Regions from separate parts of the Homo sapiens genome. Here region 1 is linked to region 2. The links are chromatin loops, found by intact Hi-C in ENCODE. Cell type or tissue: adrenal gland. All regions are shown on one strand. Links, peaks and the distances in the headings refer to the core of each region. The heading gives the core; the rest is flanking DNA. Region 1 has its middle 20 kb from the start of HSPG2. Region 2 has its middle 13 kb from the start of USP48.

The links. Hi-C counts contacts between places; a loop is a spot of excess contacts. Peaks named below come from ENCODE experiments on the same cell type or tissue, not always from the same donor. Only the 100,000 strongest peaks of a DNase experiment are listed, where the experiment ranks them.
Region 1: it touches region 2 in a loop (1.9-fold over the local background); 23 of 110 quality-filtered maps call a loop at or near these places.

The regions. Positions count from the first base shown.
Region 1 is chr1:21,955,798-21,958,297 of GRCh38, forward strand. No RefSeq gene overlaps it. Among named protein-coding and RNA genes, the nearest start is that of HSPG2, 20 kb to the left of the region's middle. In adrenal gland, for the core only: no CTCF peak of the experiment used is centred there; a DNase peak (open chromatin) is centred at 1,254; H3K27ac peaks cover 746 bases.
Region 2 is chr1:21,794,031-21,797,590 of GRCh38, forward strand. No RefSeq gene overlaps it. Among named protein-coding and RNA genes, the nearest start is that of USP48, 13 kb to the left of the region's middle. In adrenal gland, for the core only: no CTCF peak of the experiment used is centred there; no DNase peak of the experiment used is centred there.

The DNA of each region.
Region 1 (2,500 bases), core at 1-2,500, 160 kb after region 2:
GAAGGATATGGGGAAGAGGTCTGCCCCACCTCTTTCCTAGGCTCAACCCTGGGAAGCTGATATTTGTGAGGCATATATCATGTGCCATAGAACATGATATTGTGGGTCCCAGGCCCTTCTCAGCCTCCTTCCCTCCCATTTAATCCTCACAGCACCCCTAAGAGGTATTTTGTTTTCCAGATGAGGTAATCGAGGCTCAGAGAAGGCTAGAGACTTGCCCAAGCTTGCCCAGGAGGCTTGAGTGAGAACCTGGCCTTCTTAAGTGCAAAAGAGGGTAGGCTGTCCCTCCCACTCGGTGAGGACTCAGGAAGTGGCCCTGTGAACTGAGTAGCACTGGGAGGGGTCTAGTCTGGAGACCCAGGATGTTGGACAGCAACAGTCCCATCCCCCACTCGCCCCATTCTCCACTCCCCAGCCAAGCCCAGCTGCCCCCGCTTCCAGCGCTGCAGAGAAGATGCAGAGTCTCAGAAGGTCCTGGGTGGTGGGGTGCCCTGTCCTGCCATCTCCAGCCACAGTGGTACCCGCTGCCCCACCTGGCCCCTCTCCACCACCTCCAGCATTGGATCCTTGGCTTCATTGCCAAGGATAAACTGGCTGAAAAGTAGCTCTGCATCATCCGTTGCCCTCCCCCTGCACCCACCCCCAACCGGCTCTCCTCATTCTCACCTATCCCCCCTCCCACCCACCAAGGGCCACAGTCCCACCAACATCCTCTGCCCATCCTGTGCTCACCAAGAACACTAGGGGCCCTTCCCCAACCCCAAGCACAGAAGTTCCAAGGCATCTCATTCTCTGTGCTCCCCTGGGTAGGGGGAGCAGCTCCCTTCTCCAGAGACCTGAGGACCCTGACCCATTAGCACAGGTGCTGCCCATTAAGCCTTCACCTGCCGCTCAGCAGTTTCTCTCCTTCCCTGGGGCCTGAGAGAGTGGGAAGTGCCCCCTTATCCCTTCAGCCACATGGCTCTTATAAGCCCAGCTCAGCAGCCACATGTTTGTGACACCCAGGTCAGTTCAGGGGACAGCTAGAGCCAAGAGCCCTCCACCCTGCCCGAAGGGCATCTGTGTCCAGCCTCAGGCAACTGTTGGCACTGTGTCCTGAGCCTATACCTGGCCTTGAGCCAACTTGCCTGCCAGACTGGAAAATCTCTCCTGGGCCTGGACCTGGCCCTCCCCCGGCTGCAGCCTTATACCCACCAGAGCACAATGAGTCACGCGTCCTCCTCACCTAACACCCTCAAGGATATGGGGCCCCTGCTCACCCACTGCCAAAAACAGCACTTCCCCAAGTCCACATGTGGCAGGCACAAGCCAGGGCAGATCTGAGCTCAGGAGCACTGGGCAGGAGTGTCTTGGCAGGAGTCCCTGCCAGGGAGAGCTTCCCGCCCGCCAAGCTACCTGAGGGCTTTGCAGGTAGAGCAGCCAATCTGGGAGGCAGCAGGGCTCCCATCTTGATGGGGCCCGGGAAAGTCCCTGTAAGGAGGGTGCAGGAGGACGGTCACAGGCAGGCTTATGTACAACCTTGCTGAGAGAACAGCGCCCACGGAAGGTAGGACGGCAAGTAAGAGGCTTGTGCTGTGACCTGGGGCAAACAGGTGAACTTCTCCAAACCTCAATCTCCTGTTCTGTGAAGTGGAGGTGGGGAGGGGACTTCCGGAACACTGTTGACTTGACTGGCTCGCAATCACAGCGAGTGTTCACAACGTGCTCCCCGTGTCCCAGGCACACTTCCGAGTGCTTGATTACCTTACGAGTGGCTGCAGCCGTGTGCTGGCCCACAAGAGCCAACTGTTAAATGTTCTGAAATGTGGTGAATGGTTGTTAAAACACAGGTAGCTTGAAATCAGCCATAAGGAAAATATTTGGACGACAGGAATTGGCAGATATGACACATTAGGACTTGTTGCTGTTGTTGTTGTTGTTTTGAGACCGAGTCTCCCAGGCTGGAGTGCAGTGGTGCAATCTCGGCTCACTTCAGCCTTTCAACCTTCCTTCCCAGGTTCAAGTGATTCTCCTCCCTCAGCCTCCCGAGTAGCTGGGATTACAGGCACGTGCCACCACACCCAGCTAACTTTTGTATTTTTGGTAGAGATGGGGTTTCACCATGTTGACCAGGCTGGTCTTGAACTCGTGACCTCAAATGATCCGCCCGCCTCGGCCTCCCAAAGTGCTGGGTTTACAGGCATGAGCCACCGCGCCCAGCCCCTTTCCTTTAATCGTCAGATATAATGGCTCAAGTCTCCATCCCGCGGGCTGTGGGAAGTCCAGAGCCTTCCCTGCTATTTTTCAAGGAGCCCAGAAGGCTGTTATGGCCTTTTGTCACCCCTCACTCGGAATCTCTGCTTCTGGGTCAGTGTTCAGCCCCTCTTGCTGCCCCACCTTCTGTGACTGTCATGTTCTGTCAGCAAAGTCGCAGCCCCTGCCACACTGCTCTGTGACTGCTACTCCACAGGAGACCTTTCTCCAGCTTCTCTCTTCCGCCTGCCCCTGTTGCGTGGCTCCC
Region 2 (3,560 bases), core at 1-2,500:
CTTTACATTAGCTGGACGTGGTGGCACGTGCCTGCAGTCCCAGCTACTCGGGAGGCTGAGGCAAAAGAATCGCTTGAACCTGGGTGGCAGAGGTTGTAGTGAGCTGAAATTGTGCCACTGCACTCCACCCTGGGTGACAGAGTGAGACTCCGTCTCGAAAAATAAAAATAAGAAAAAATAATATCTTTAACTTGGCTGGGCGTGGTGGCTCGTGCCTGTAATCCTAGCACTTTGGGAGGCCAAGGCAGGTAGATTGCTTGAGCCCAGGATTTCGGACCAGCATAGTGAAATGTTCAAGGCAACATGGCTAAACCCTGTCTCTCTACAAGAAATACAAAAGTTACCTGGTTGTGGTGGCATGCACCTGTAGTCCCAGCTACTCGTGAGGCTGAGGTAGGAGGATCACTTGAGCCTGGGAGGCAAAGGTTGCAGCGAGCTAAGATCATACCACTGCACTCCGGCCTGGGTGACAGAGTGAGACCTTGTCTCAAAAAAAAAAAAAAATCTTTAGTATATTTAGAACATTTACATTTCCACATGTAATCAATATTTTTCAGTATTATGAAAAGACTAATGAGATATTCTACATTATTTTTTCCACACTAAGTTTTGGAACTCTCGTGTGTATTTTGCACTTACAGCTCATCTCAGTTCACAGGAGCCACATTTCAAGTGCTCAATAGCCACGTATGGCAAGTGGCTACCCTAGTAGATGGCACAGATCTACACCCTTTTGGCTTCCTCATCTGCTATGTACTCATCAACCAACTCTAGTCTGGCCTATGACCTTGTCACTCTTCTACAGCTCCTTTATCAAGGTTACCATGACTTCCATGTTACCAAATTCAGTGGTCTTCTTTCAGGCCTCAGCTCTCTGCAGTCACCAGCACAGATAACCACTCCTGCCACCTCAAACTGTCCCTCTTGATTCTCCACCTCCTTCAGTGGCTGCTCCTTCTGACACAGGATTTTTCTCAGCCACTTTTGCTGGTCAGAGACCTCTGGCTGGCGATGTCCCTACCTGGGCTTTGCTTGGCCCCGGGCCTGCTGCAGGAGGCGTCCCATCCATTCGGCCCACTGGACCATACCTGGCTTGTGCTTGGGTTTGTGCACAGGACTAACCCCAGCCCAACTGTGTTATAGCTCGTACCTGTGTTTGGTGGTTTTCAAGCTCTTGTCCCACATCCAAGAAGAATGAGGATACACTGATAAGCGAAGGATGAGGAGGGAGGAGAATAATTTTACTGAGTGATGAAACAGCTCTCAGTGGAGAGGGGACAAGAGGGTGGTCAACCACCAGGAGTGGGGTGGTTTCTCCCCGAGCATGGCTGAGTCCAGGGCTTTTATGGGCTCAGAATAGGGGAGTGCATGCTGATTGGTTTGTGAGTATGTAAAAAAAGGTTAAAACAAAGGCATCGGTCAGTCAGGTGTGATGGCTTACACCTGTAATCTCAGCACTTTGGGAGGCCGAGGTGGGCAGATCACAAATTCAGGAGTTTGAGACCAGCCTGACCAACATGGTGAAACCCTGTCTCTACTAAAGATACAAAAATTAGCCAGGCATGGTGGCACGCCCCTGTAATCCCAGCTACTCGGGAGTCTGAGGCAGGAGAATAGCTTGAACCCAGGAGGTGGAGGGTGCAGTGAGCCAAGATCACGCCACTGCACTCCAGCCTGGGTGACAGATCGAGACTCTGTCTGGAAAAAAAAAAAAAAAAAAAAGACCCCAGTCAAAAGTGGGCATTACAGGGTAAAAAACAAATTAGGGAAGGGTAGGTATATGTGAAATAGGTGAAGGGTACGGATCAATCAGAGGAAACCATGCCAAACAGTAAGACAGGTTCTCAATCCAGTCTGTGGATGTGACTTATAGCTTGACTTTCAGCCTTTAAACTGTCTTTGACTTGGAGTTGGGGTTTCAATGGGAACCCACCCCTATCTGCCTAGGCTTTCATCTGCCTCCTGCCTCTATCACTCTCAACCTTCTTTGGTGCTTCCTCCTATACTGGTTTTCCAAATGCTGGAGTTTTTCTAGCCTTTGTCCTGGGCCCTCTTTTATATCAGTCAATTTTTATTTTATATATGTATTTATTTATGTTTGAGATGGAGTCTTACTCTGTCATCCAGGATGGATTGCAATGGTGCAATCTCGGCTCACTGCAACCTCCACCTCCCAGGTTCAAGTGATCCTCCTGCCTCAGCCTCTCGAGTAGCTGGGATTGCAGGTGCCCACCACCATGCCCAGCTAATTTTGTATTTTTAGTAGAGACGGGGTTTTACCATGTTGGCCAGGCTGGTCTGGAACTCCTGACCTCAGGTGATCCACCTGCCTCGGCCTCCCAAAGTGCTGGGATTATAGGCGTGAGCCACCGCACCTGGCTTATATCAGTCCATTTTTTAAAAGAGGCCAGGTGTGGTGGCTCACACCTGTAATCCCAGCACTTTGGGAGGCCGAGGCGGGCGGATCACCTGAAGTCAGGAGTTCGAGACCAGCCTGGCCAACATGGTAAAACCCCGTCTCTACTAAAAATACAAAATTAGCCGGACATGGTGGTGCATGCCTGTAATCCCAGCTACTCAGGAGGCTGAGGCAGGAGAATCGCTTGAACCCAGGACGTGGAGGTTGCAGGGAGCCGAGATTGTACCATTGCCCTCCAGCCTGAGCAACAAGAGCGAAACTCCGTCTCAAAAAATAAATAAATAAATATATAATTAAATAAAGTATGCGATAGTGTCTCGATGTGTCTAATCACTGAGATCATATCAAGAATCTCATAGGCCGGGCGCGGTGGTTCATACCTGCAGCCTTAGCACTTTAGGAGACTGAGGTGGGCACATCGCTTGAGCCCTAGAGTTTGCGACCAACCTGGGCAACATGCCGAAACCTCATCTCTACAACATAAAAAATAAAAAAAATTAGCAGGGTGCGATGGTGTGTGCCTGTAGTCTCAGCCACTCAGGAGGGACACAAGGTCTGTGTCTGGTACTCTAATGGATTGTTACTGATCGATTGAGCCCAGGAGGTCGAGGCTGCAGTGAGCTGTGATGGGACCACTACACTCCAGCCTGGGTAACAGAGTGAGACCCTGTCTCAAAAAAACCCAAAACGTAGTCCTATAAATACCCATGGCACATAATCTTGCCACCCCAGGAAGAGATATAACTCCCTCCAGTGCATCTTTTTTATAATTGTCCATGTACCTGTTCAGGTCACTGTGCTCAGTGTCTATGACCATTTGTGATATCCTCTCTCAAGTCTGTCTCTTTTCTCTTCTTCCTTTCTTTTTTTCTTTTATTGAGATGGAGTCTCACTCTGTCGCCCAGACTGGAATGCAGTGGCATGATCTCTGCTCACTGCAACTTCCACCTCCTGGGTTCAAGAGATTCTCCTGCCTCAGCCTCCTGAGTGGTTGGGACTACAGGCACGTGCCACCAAGCCCAGCTAATTTTTGTATTTTTAGTAGAGACAGGGTTTCATCATGTTGGTCAGGCTGGTCTCAAACTCCTGGCCTCAAGTGATCCGCCTGCCTCGGCCTCCCAAAGTGCTGGGATTACAGGCC